2 separate regions of the Homo sapiens genome follow, and region 2 is linked to region 1. Evidence: read pairs that join two places in POLR2A ChIA-PET (ENCODE). Cell type or tissue: PC-9. All regions are shown on one strand. Each heading gives the region's core, and the rest is flanking DNA. Links, peaks and the distances in the headings are about the cores only.

The links. Peaks named below come from ENCODE experiments on the same cell type or tissue, not always from the same donor. Only the 100,000 strongest peaks of a DNase experiment are listed, where the experiment ranks them.
Region 2: POLR2A ChIA-PET joins it to region 1 with 15 read pairs; 1 of 35 experiments calls an interaction of 5 or more read pairs at or near these places.

What each region holds. Positions count from the first base shown.
Region 1 is chr11:103,987,900-103,994,155 of GRCh38, forward strand. All of the region lies in intron 3 of PDGFD (platelet derived growth factor D), which reads right to left. Among named protein-coding and RNA genes, the nearest start is that of DDI1, 46 kb to the right of the region's middle. In PC-9, for the core only: no CTCF peak of the experiment used is centred there; a DNase peak (open chromatin) is centred at 882.
Region 2 is chr11:104,621,294-104,627,549 of GRCh38, forward strand. No RefSeq gene overlaps it. Among named protein-coding and RNA genes, the nearest start is that of LINC02552, 15 kb to the left of the region's middle. In PC-9, for the core only: no CTCF peak of the experiment used is centred there; a DNase peak (open chromatin) is centred at 2,428.

The DNA of each region.
Region 1 (6,256 bases), core at 720-4,719:
GCCCCAAATACTCCATGCACATTTTATCACTGCAATTCTCCCTGCCTTATAATTGTGTACCTTTCTCTCCCTCAGGACTATCATTTTCTTATTATCCACAGTAAGTCTTCAGACATATTTGTTGAATTTATAAGTGAACGATAGGTGGAGACATTTTTTTAATACCAAGGTTTCACTTCATCACTAAGTAACACTGCTTTGTTTTTGACATATCTTAAATATGCAAGCCATTTTCTAAAATAGCTTGAATAGCTTTTTCCTACTTCGTTTTCCTCATTTTCTTAATCTATCAAAATATTAGTACACCAAAGACCACAGATATACAGGAAAGGTTATATGCATATAAAGAGGCACATTTATCTAAAAATCACTACATTTTTTCTGGTTTTCAAGGATAAAAGTTTACTTGTTGCATGCCCATATAATTAGATACTAGATAAACAGGATACTGAACTTTCCAAGTGTCATTACACAGCATCCCTCTCAAGCTGGAAATGTGTTTACTCAGCACATCGGGGAGTCATCTGCTCATATGATCAGCAACCAGGGTTTATGAAGAAAATTACAGCAGTAAAGTATTATTTCAAACACTGCTTGTGTCAGGACTAGTCAACATGCAAAACATTCTCAAAGTCAGATAACACACAAAGGCAGCAAGTGTGGGGTACTTAACCGCGCCCGTGGATACAGAGGATGTTATGGATGAGATTCAGGGGCCTCCCTGCAACTTTACGCACAACTTCGGATATATTTACTTTTCTGTGGAGTGGGTCCACAGCTTTCATATCTCAGGGATAGCAGCACATATGTATGAGCTCTGTGACCACAGGCATGCTCCTAACCTCTGTGTTTTCACTGACTCATTTGTAAAGTTACCTAACCTGTGTTTATTGAATCACTTGTAAAATAACAGGATTAGCATAAGCATTAGATCTCTAAGATAATGCAGCTTTAAATTCTATATTTTCCCTAATCCATGCTTCATGGAGATGCATTCATGCAAGACTTAGTAGTAACGGAATATTTACGACATGTCAGGCATTGTATTAAATACTTCACATACAATGCCTCATATGTGAAATCCTCAAAGTAATCAAAAAAGGTTAGATACTATTATTCATCTTATTATTATTATTTTAGTATATTTAACATATTATTATCATCATCAGGACTGTCCCACCAAATTATAATTTCTATAAGGGCAGGAACCTTGTCTGTTTTATCATATTCTTCCCTGTCCTATGAACTCTATCAAAGTTCTCATATGTACTGTATTTAGGTTTTAGGAATACAATTTGATTAACATAACCTTCCCAAAGAGAACACTAGTTCATCAAAATGATCTCTGTAATTGGTGAAATTTTAGAATATTTGTGAAATAGTGAATAAGAACACCTATATAACCCTGCCTATAATATCCTGCAACAGCAAGAATCTGTTCTTAAAGAATGTGTGCTTCAACCAGTATCCATGGAAGTGCCTTCATTTTCTCTGCGGCCTAGGCTTTCCAGCCCAGGACAGCAGCATTCACCCAGGGGTTCTGGTACATACATTTGTCCCTCTTGCTCTGCTATCCTCCTGACCACATCCCTGGCTTGCTTTGTGTCCAGACAGACAGATCCTAATTGCAGTACATAATGAAAACTTTAATAGAGTTCATGGGACAGTGAAGAATGAAATTTAATATAATCCTGAAGCAAAGGAAAATTTGACAAAGGATATGGCTGGGTCCATAAGCAAATGGTAATGGGTGAGGGGAATAAAGGGAAAATTGGGCTCTTCAGGGTTGGGAAGCAGAAGAGGAACAGGTAGGCAAGAAGGAATGGGAGGACACAGAAAGTGAGGTGAAATGAAGTCCCATTATAATATTGTTTGGCTCTTTCTAGTCATGCATGTGTTTCAATGCATTTTTGAACAGACTTTTTATTGAGCACCTTTTATGTGCCATGCACTATGATAAAACATACAAGTTTCCTTCCCCATAGAAATTATAATTTGGTAGGACAGTTCTGATGATGATAATAATGATTAATATACTATAGAATAATAATAATAAAAAGATAAATAATAGTATCTAACCCTTTGGATTATCTTTGTTTAGTGTCTTATTGATACTTTTGTAGCATCTCACCTTAGCTAACCCTCTGGTTTTAGCTACCTTATCCCATCTAAGTGCTGAAAGACTTGAGAGATATCCTCAGTAGGATGGTCTGAGATAAAGATAAGAAACCTTCCTCATCTTTGACTGAGAGAGGAGTGACCTACTGGGTTGCTTCCCTCTCTTGTCTTTGCTTCCTTTCAGCAGCCTGAATGCTAAGGCACCAAGAAAATCATCACTCCAAGGGAAAGGTGCCTTCTCTTTTCTATTTTAGGGTCTTAGCAATTGCTCTCCTTTTGCTTAGTGCACTCTTCTTCCATAGCTTTGCGTCATTGCTTCCTAATATTTCAGGTCTCCATTGAAATTTTACATCCACAGATCATCCTTGACTCCCTAGCTGGAATGGGCTCCATACTAGTCACTCTCCAACACACTATTTTCTTTTATCTGCCTTTATTGAGGTTTGAATGTTTCTATGTATGCATGTACTTCGCTGCTTACATGCTTATGATCTATTTCCTCCCACTGCTATGAGTATTCCTGACAGCAGAGGTTCTGCCTGTCTTCCTCACTGCTGTATCTCCAGGGCACTGGACATGCCTTGTCTGGCTTACAGTAGGCATTTATGAAACTATATTGCAGCTCTTGCAGCTCTGAAATCTCCAGTGGGATATATTTGAGGGAAAGAAACTGAGGTAAACAGAATCTGCTGTAGGGATTACTGTCCTCACTCTGACAGTCCTTGGCTATATATATATAGTCCTGGCTGAAGTGCCTAAAATACCATGGGTGTTCCGAATAGTCAATTCCGAAGGTCAATGGTCCTTTACTCTCTAGCTTTGTTTAAGAATTCAGCTTAGGGCCAGGCGCGGTGGTTCACACCTGTAATCCTAGCACTTTGGGAGGCTGAGGCGGGCGGATCAAGAGGTCAGGAGGTCGAGACCATCCTGGCTAACATGGTGAAACCCCGTCTCTACTAAAAATACAAAAAATTAGCCGAGCATGGTGGCGGGTGCCTGTAGTCCCAGCTACTCAGGAGGCTGAGGCAGGAGAATGGCAGGAACCCAGGAGACGGAGCTTGCAGTGAGCCGAGATTGCACCACTGCACTCCAGCCTAGGCGACAGAAAGAGACTCCAACTCAAAAAAGAAAAAAAAAAAAATTCAGCTTAGGAGGATGATGCTCACCTTTATTTTGCTGTTGATAATATTGCTTTTGTTTTACCAACTGGTAAATTTTAGGTGAGCATAATTAGAGTCTGCAAAAGTTATTATAATTGATAATCTTATCTTTTTCAACCCCTGGGCTGTTCTCCTCCTCTCTTCCTTCTCCTCCTCCCTTCTCCATCTTCTTCCTTTTCTTCTTTTTCTATTTTAAATAATCATTTTTATGTAAAACCATTCTTCATTTGAGTTTTATTCCCAATGGAAATAACGGCATCACTTTAATTAACTACAGAGATATACACAGCTAAGCAACTGATATGACAAAATAGGTTTTTTATTTTAGAAAGTGTTATAATGGGTATTAGCAAATTTCAATGTATAAAATAAAGTAGATTTTATTAATAAAAGAAGAAAGTTTTTGAGTAGCTTTCCAAGCTTTCAAATGACTTGACTTTTTATTTTTGAATTTTAAAAAATGTACCTCACATTAACACAGACACACACGCAAGTGGGCTATTTATACAGGATTGTCTGTTACCTGATATATTAATAATATGGCCAGTGATAATAATAACAATAATAGCCTCAGACAGTTGAGTAATTAATAAGTTCCAGGCAAAGTGGTTTATAAAAGTTATCTAATTTAATCCTCAAAACAACCTAATGTCATGCAGTATTATCACCATTTTACAGACGATGAAACTGAGCCATTAGTCAGTATGCAGCAGAGCTGAAATTCATACCCTTGTTTGTTCAGTTCTCTGTACACCATCTACCGGGGGGAGCCTTGTAATTGAATACCTTTCCAATAATCTACTCAGTAGTCTTCTCAGAAAGATTCCTAACCATCCAACCATTCATTTGTTCTCCAGCAAAGTAGATTTGTGGCAGGAGATCCTAATTTATTTAGATAATCATATCTCGCTACCAAATATTTGACAACATTATCCATTCTGCTTAATTATGCTTTCTGAAGGTATCTGTTATCTTTAATGGGGTAGAATCAGAAAAGAAGGCTGAACAGGAGAGCAATAAAATGAAATGAGGCAAATTTTATGAATCATATTTTCCCAAGAAAGGGTCATTTCAACAAACACACGGTCTAGCCATGTATAAGGCACTGTATAGAATTATGCATAGGAATGAGATACACATCCCAACTTCAACAAGCAGATAAGCGTGTATCTGGAGGAGACAGATATATACATAATTTGTGATGGTAAAAGGTAGAATTATTGTCATCATTTATTGAACACTTAATACATCCTATGCATTGTGCTAAGTAATTATCATTTTAAAATTTTATACCAATTCCAATTATTACTCCCATTTAAAAGATGTAAAAGCAAAGGATAAGAAAGCTGTTTAATATTGCACCATTCCTAATGGGTGAATCCTGCCTTCAATCTAAGGTATGCTTTATGGTAAGGCACTGGTCCCATATGGCTATGCTGCCATGCCCTGGGTGGGCACTGTGACAGGTGCTAAAAGAAGGTAGAAGGTTGAATTCCACACATCAAAAACTGTGATATAAGCATCAATCCCAACCAAAAATAAGTTATCTTGATGTTATCCATTAGTCTCCACAGTTTGCTAGAGTAAAAAACCGACTAAAAATGTACATTGCACTTTTCCAAAAACATTATGAGCATGAACCATGTAGATGTGATTCCAGTGTAATAGGCTCTTGCAGTCCTGGATACCTACTACTTGTAGCTTTAGGAAATGTCCAGGTACACCTGGAGAGTCACTGAGGCAGGAAGAGCAGAGATGTTCCATGGGAGGTATGCAGGTAGAGAGGTAGATATGAGAAGGGAGGTGAACTTGACCTATGATCTATCCTAACAGCTACTCTTCATTTTCCAAGAGCACCTTGACTTCTCGTGTGCTGTTTTTGTTTGTTTGTTTGTTTGTTTGTTTGTTTTTAGACAGGGTCTCACTCTGACACAGGCAGGAGTGCAGTGGTGGCATCACTGCTCACTGCAGCCTTGACCTTCTGGGCTCACACAGTCCTCCAGCTTCAGCCTCTGGAGTAGGTGAGGTTACAGGCATGTGCCATCATGCCTGTTTTGTTTTGTTTTGTTTTTCACTTTTTGTAGAGACAGGGTCCCACTATGTTGCCCAGGCTGGACTTAAACTTCTGGGCTCAAGGGGTCCTCCTGCCTCGGCCTCCCAAAATGCTGGGATTATAGGCCTTAGCCACCACACTCGGCCACGAACTAATCTTAAGGCTCATATTTTTCTTGCATCTAGTATTCCTTAAAGTAGGGGTTGCAAAACAGCTGACTCTAGCTCCTAAATGTGTTTAGCATTCTAAAATTTATTATTTAAACACACTTGAAGAGGGATTGCCATTTTTAATCCCACTATCTCCCTATTAATTTACACCTGGCCTACTTCCAGTTTCAAGCCTGGTCTCTTAAGTTTATAAACCCTGCTTTAAAGCCTCTCCAAGTAAAATTTAAACATGAATAAAGTGATCTTCCCAGTACAGTGGTCAAACCATATGTGATCTATCCCTGCTGAGCCAAGAATCAAACAGAAGAGTTTTGTCAAAAAGCCACATGATCTAGAGTCTCTACATACCTGGAGGTTAAGCTCATTCTATCTCTTAAAATTTGTTTGTCAAAATACTTTGGCTTTAGTGGGCCATATTTAAGGCCAGAAGCCTATTAGGAGGCAAAAGAGTCTGTAGCTATTCTCAATGGACACAGACCAACAGACCAGTAGAAAAATACACAAGAATGTTGTAATATCATCATTTCAAAAAAAAAACACAAAATTGAATATACTGGTGGAGGTAAATAAGCCAGGAGAGTGATGCCAAACAGTTTACATCCAAACTATAGAGGCAGCCCAATATTCCACTTAAAATTGACCAAGAAATGAGTTATGAGACTGCACCATAACCCAAAACACATCAAACAAAAGTATCCATTCTCCCTTAAAACTGTATTCCTACTGCTTTTTACAAAAGTGGTTATTTTGCCTTA
Region 2 (6,256 bases), core at 845-4,844, 630 kb after region 1:
GTGTTTTATGTGGGTTATAAATGGAGTCACAAAAGAATTTTTGCCTTTCCAAATTATTTACCTTGCCTGGAGGCAAACATTCATTTGGAAAAAGGAATTAGTTCCCACAATAGTAGTCAAAAAAATTGTTTATACCATGAATAATTTCTCTGTTTTATGTTTATCTCACTCTTTCTCTAGATCTCTAATTTTAGATTCAAAATGATTAATTTTTAAAATACTTTGAATAAGATCATTCTAGATTGACAAAACTAGTATAGTTCATACTTCTTTAAAATTTTAAATATTTGGTCATTAATTATGATTACTTGTAAGATTTATATAACAAGAGAAAAAGTTAATTTGTAAAATTGAAAATTTTACTGGAGACATTAAGCTAAATATTTGAATTAGAATCAAACTGCTCATACAATTATTCTCAAAAATGCCACAATGGTTCTAGATGTGATTACCAATCTGTACCTTCATTCTCTTAATTCTCCTGTTTTCTCTTCGACTCTTCCTTTCCAAGTCTCCACCAGGTCTCCTATTCCTCCTCCACCCCTTTATACCTCCTTATGAGTCGCCATTCCACCTTTCACACACCCACTGATCATCTTATTTGTTCTCTTTGAAAAATCTCTCTATTCACACGTGTTTAACTGTTGTCTACATGCACAGTGTCTTGGTCAGTTTGGGCTGCTAAAACAAAGTACCTTGGTTTGAGTGGCTTAGACACAACAGAAATTTATTTCTCCTAATTCTAGAGACTGGAAGTCTGAAATCCGGGTGCCAGCATGGTTAAGTTCTGATGAGGACTCTCTTCTGGATTGTAGACCGCCAACTTCTACTTTTATCCTCACATGGTAGAAAAAGAGTAAAAGAGTTCTTAGGGTCTCTTTTGTAAGGGCCCTAATTTCATTCATGAGTGCTCCACCCTCATTACCTAATTATTTCCCAATACCTCGCCTTCTGATATAATTATATTTGGGAATTAGAATTTCAACAAATGAATTTTGGGTGGACACAAACGTTTGGTTTATAATACTTAGATTATCACATTTTACCCTGATCTTTCCCTAACCTTACAACTCCTATATCCATTGAACATATCTACCTGGAGATCCATGATGACTCAAAGGCAACATTTCTAATAGTGAACAATACACCATTTTTTTAGCCAGTTTTTTTTTTTTATCCTTCCCTATTTCTGAACACAGTTCATGAAACCATTGTGTAGCTTCTGAGAAGTAAAGCTAACTTTCCTACGTTTAGTCCCTATTATTTGCTAGCCTATTTGTCTTGGTTTTGACTCCCTTTTCATAATTCTGCATATGCTTATCTCACAACTACGGCTCTTCTCTTTCAATTTGAATGGCATTGGATTAACACACAAATCTTTCCTTGACTGTGAGATCTGTTCAGTTTCTCAAAACAACTAGTTTTCAAAATTTTGTTTTCTAATACCCTGCTTCAAGGAGATTAACTAAGAGATAAATTATTTAAAACATACTCTCCAAGTTTCTTCAATTCCCGTGGTCCCCATGGACTTCAGCTATAGCTTTTATGCAGCTCTTCAATTAAGAATCAAGCCTGTACAATAAACAAATGCTGTTTAAGAAAATTATATAAATATACTGATTTGATTCACTTGAGTATAAGTTCCCAACTCAGATAAATCTTTAAAGTGCATAGTATTAATTTTTCATGTCATTCATTTTCCATTTCCCAATAGTTATACAAACAATGATTTCGGAGGTCAAACCAGCTATCTTCTCCCCAGTGTAACTTTATCTTTATTTCCCACAGACACGAGAACTATCAAATACCAATTCTTTTGATTTCTCTTCCTTCCTTCTCCATACCTATATCTTTACTCATTCTCATGTAAATAGATATTGTGTCCTGAGTGAGATTTTTCTGTTGTTTTACAATTGATGCTAAGACCCAAAGCTAAGAATAGAAATTCCTAAGTACCTCATATTTTAAATTCAGAGATCCAACTATTGGACTAGCCATCTTCCATAGGGATAATTGAAAAGTACCATCATAGAATGTATACTCCACCATTGCTTCACCAAATCTACCTGATAAAATAAGAGAACCCATATGGGAGAAAATGGCAGTGCTCCTTAAAAGAAGCTACTCTTCCCTATGGGAGGCAGAGTCTGCTTCCCCTTATCAAATCAAAAGAGAAAGGACTACTCTTGAGTATGATAAATATAATTTACATATCCCTTAGGAAAAATCTGAGTAACCAGTAGGTACTCAGAAATTCATGGCTAAATTATGCAAATAACATCTGTCTTATTTTTCCAGAATCAGTGTTGCTCTGTGCACTCTTTCTTGAAGGTTGGGAAATTGCCCTTGAAGAATTAGTAGATATAGACCAACAAAGCTATGAGATATTTCAAAAATGTAACTGTCACAAGATAATGAATAATGCTATTGGTATTCATCTGGCAGACCCATTGACTCATTATTTGAGCTGAAGGTAAACAGTTCATGTTCTTTACTACATTATCATCAGTGCCAGAGAGACAAAATGAGATGTAGTGGGATAGGTATACACAGAGCCCATCCAGCCTCAGTCTAAAAGAAGTTTACTGATAAAGCGTTCCCTCATTCAAATGTACAATTATCTGCCTAATTGAAAACTGAATTTAAATATTTTCCTGGGGGAAAAATGCCAGTTTGATGCTCTGTTTTTTTTTTTCTTTTAAAGTCTTTGCCGATGTAAAATGAGAAAATTTTATTGCAGGGTGCAATGATTTAGCATGCATTAAAATTAAGTATCTAAAATATCTACAGGGCCTGAAAAGGTATATGGAAATGAGCTGTTTTCCAAGTTAATGCCACAGGAAATGACAGCTAAGCTGATCTCTTTTTCCCACAGCCTTTTAATGATGCATTTCTCTTAGCATTTGAAAGGACTTTAGATCTAGCAGGTTTCAACTCTAGGGTATAGCTGATTCAAAGTGAAATTAGTGTTGGGTTCTAATATGTTAATTCAGAAATAACTGGTAGATTCATTTATAGGAGCTCAATTTCCATGAGTGATATGTAGGCATATAGGCAAACTTATGAAATGAGCAATGTTTATCTCTAGTTGCTCCAGCCTTTCCATTTTCTAACCTGCCTTGATAATTTCTACAACTTTCATATCTTTTTTTTCTAAAGATGTTCTCTGATCCTTCATTTGACTAATCTGTACATGCAAAATATAAGTTCCTTTTTCCTTATAAACCCCTTTTTGTTACACATCAATAGACCACAAGAACAAAGGACAGTAATATAGTTATCAGGATATTGATTTGGAGTGAAAATTATGAGAAAAAATTTATGGGAATGTTGTATATGTAAGGATTGCAAATATATATTATATTATCACATATAATTTTAAAAAGGTACAAATTTATATATTAAATTAGCTTTGAAGATATTCTACACTATATTTTGTCTATGAGAAAATTGATGACAGATGAGTTAAAGAAACTAAACATGACACAAAGTTAAATTTAATCACAATGGTGGCTTTATAATTTTTTGAAAATGTTCAACATAGAGGAAGGTAAGAATTAAAGGTCTCAGTTTGTTGAAGTCAATATGTAGATGTAATCGGCAATATGAAGCCACTGTGAAAGTCCTATCACATTCCTTGTGTTTTGTGGAACACTGGATGTTGAATTGTAGGACTAGATTTTTCATTCTCAATGTCATCAGAATTATGAACATAATATGTAAAACATCATTTATTAGCAACAGTTTTAAAAGCTATAGCTTCGTATTGGTAAAAATGAATTAAAAGAAAAATATTGAGATTTTGAATTTATTAATATTAGGAGTAATTCTATTCAGAATAAAAAAACAACTATCTAAGCTGAAATAAACTTTAATATAATTAAAAGTAACATATTATTCATAGGTGATGTCGTTTGTTACAACAATTCTACATACTTTTAAGGACTGTTTCAGAAATTTGTTCTGCTGAAACTGACTCATATGAACTCCTTTCTTCTCATTAACTACCCTGAACTTTTTCTATTTCCAGTGCACATTGTCTTTCTGCCAACTCTAAACCTCTAGGCATAATCCAGATCTCACAAAGAGAGGTGAAGATACAATAATCGTGGGGACTATGTGATTAAAGAGTTTTTGGCATTGGACCCATATCCAGATGATTCAGTTAGTTGCATTGGGCTTATGTCCAGACAAGAAGGTTACTGAGGCCAGACACATCTCCTTTTAATGACTCTGGGAGCTCTGTAGTTAGTACTGGTAACTACGTCCTTACAGATGTAGCACAGCTCCATGGAAGTAGGTAACAGACTAACTTTTGTATTAGTCCCAGCTCAATCCATTAATAGTTTTGTCTTTAGCAAGCAATTTCAGCAACATTTACATCTATTTAAAGCAATTTTAAAAATAGTTAAATGAATAAAGAATATAAAAACTTGTAGGGCTTCAGAAAATACACTTCCAATAAATGATAAATATTATTAGCTATTTTTTCATGATAACTTGTCTAATTGTGCAAGTCAGTATTAATGAAATTAATAAAGTTAATGTCAGGTTGATTAATACATGACGAAAACAATTTCAATTTACTGTCACACATTTTAGTATAAAATATAATAATCATATGTAAAATATAGAAAATTATATAACAAACAGTAGTATACTCACCACTCAGCTTTAAAAAAATTTAATATTTGTCCATATTAACTTTAGAGCTTATATTGTTTAAAACTTGAATCAATATAGATACTGGCAGTCATTAGTGAACAATTTCCACTCCATTTTTTTCCCTCTCAACTTAAAGGGAATCTTCTAAGTACATGTAAAATATTTATCTTAAGTTTTCATGCTTTTAAAATATATTAGAATCAATAAGCTTTAGAAAGTTTATATTTTTAGATTTTTACATTTAGGTATAGACTATTCATTGTATGGCGGATTAAAGCTTTCCTTACATATATATATTAGGCTTTAAAACTCTGCTTTCTTATTAATGAGCATTGAGGTAGTTTCAACTATCTTGCTATTATAAACATAAATCTTTGTGCCTCTTCATTTTTAAAGTGGAGATATTAATAGAAACTCCCTTATAGGGATTGTTGTAGAGAATAATATGGCCAATAAATATAACAATTGTTCTTAGGCAAAATAAATACTATGTGTGTCTACTATTAATATAAATAATATTGCAAGGATTCTTTTTGTATTCGCCTCTCTGACTCTATGTAGAATAGGAATGATATCCAAAAGTGGAAATGTGTGGTTTTCAGGTGTATACCTCTTCCCTTTTACTGTAGTTTTCCATTCTGCTTTCCAAAGTAATAGTACCATTTTATGTTCTCAGGGCTTGCAGTAGGTTGTTTCTGGACATGGATTCTGGAGTCAGATTCCCTGGCAACCAGCTGTATGACCTTGGCAAAATATTCCTCGGCTACCTAGTTTTCTAATTCATCAAATAAACACAACAATATTATCCATTTTCCTGGGTTGCAGTAGAGACTAAATATTTATATACAGTAGTTAGAAGAGTGTCTGCAACACATTAAGTATACAATAAACATTAGCTATCGAAACCATCACCAGCAGCATAGAAAAGTTCTCTTTACTAGTAGCTCAAATTGCCTGATTTGACTTTTTTTGTTTGTTTTCTGCTTTTTGCCAAAATAAATGAGTGTGAAGCAGTTTTTCATGTGTGCTTTAATGTGCTTTGCCCTAATTCCTAGAGATCGTCTTTTTTGAAGGAGCCCAACTCCACTCTATCTGCTCTGTTTCCCTCTTCACATGTAATGATTTTAATCCTTGACTTGGTCCTGAAACCAATCCCAGGCCAATTCCTCCTGGAGGCCATAAACTTTACCCTGGTTCTCCTCTCAGTTCTACTCCCTACAGATAATTTTTTTCTTTTTGAATGAGGCTATGTGCTTTTAACTTTTTTCTTATTGTACTTCATAAGACACATTTTCACAGTAATTTCATTTCATAGTCATTTTGTGTTGGGACCAGAGACATTGCCTCCAATCATGAATTTACAGGTCTTAACTAGAATGTAAAATGTATTTTTTTTCCCTGATAAAATTATTTATGTTCACTACAGGCAACATATAAACAGATTAATTGAAGTTGAAATAACACCCCATTCTACCACCAAAAATTCTTTAGATCATGAATAGAGCTGCATTAACCTGCATCTATAAGTTGTTTTGGGAAATAGTTGTAACTATGCAATGTTATTGAATTTCCTAAAATTGTTTTCTTTAAA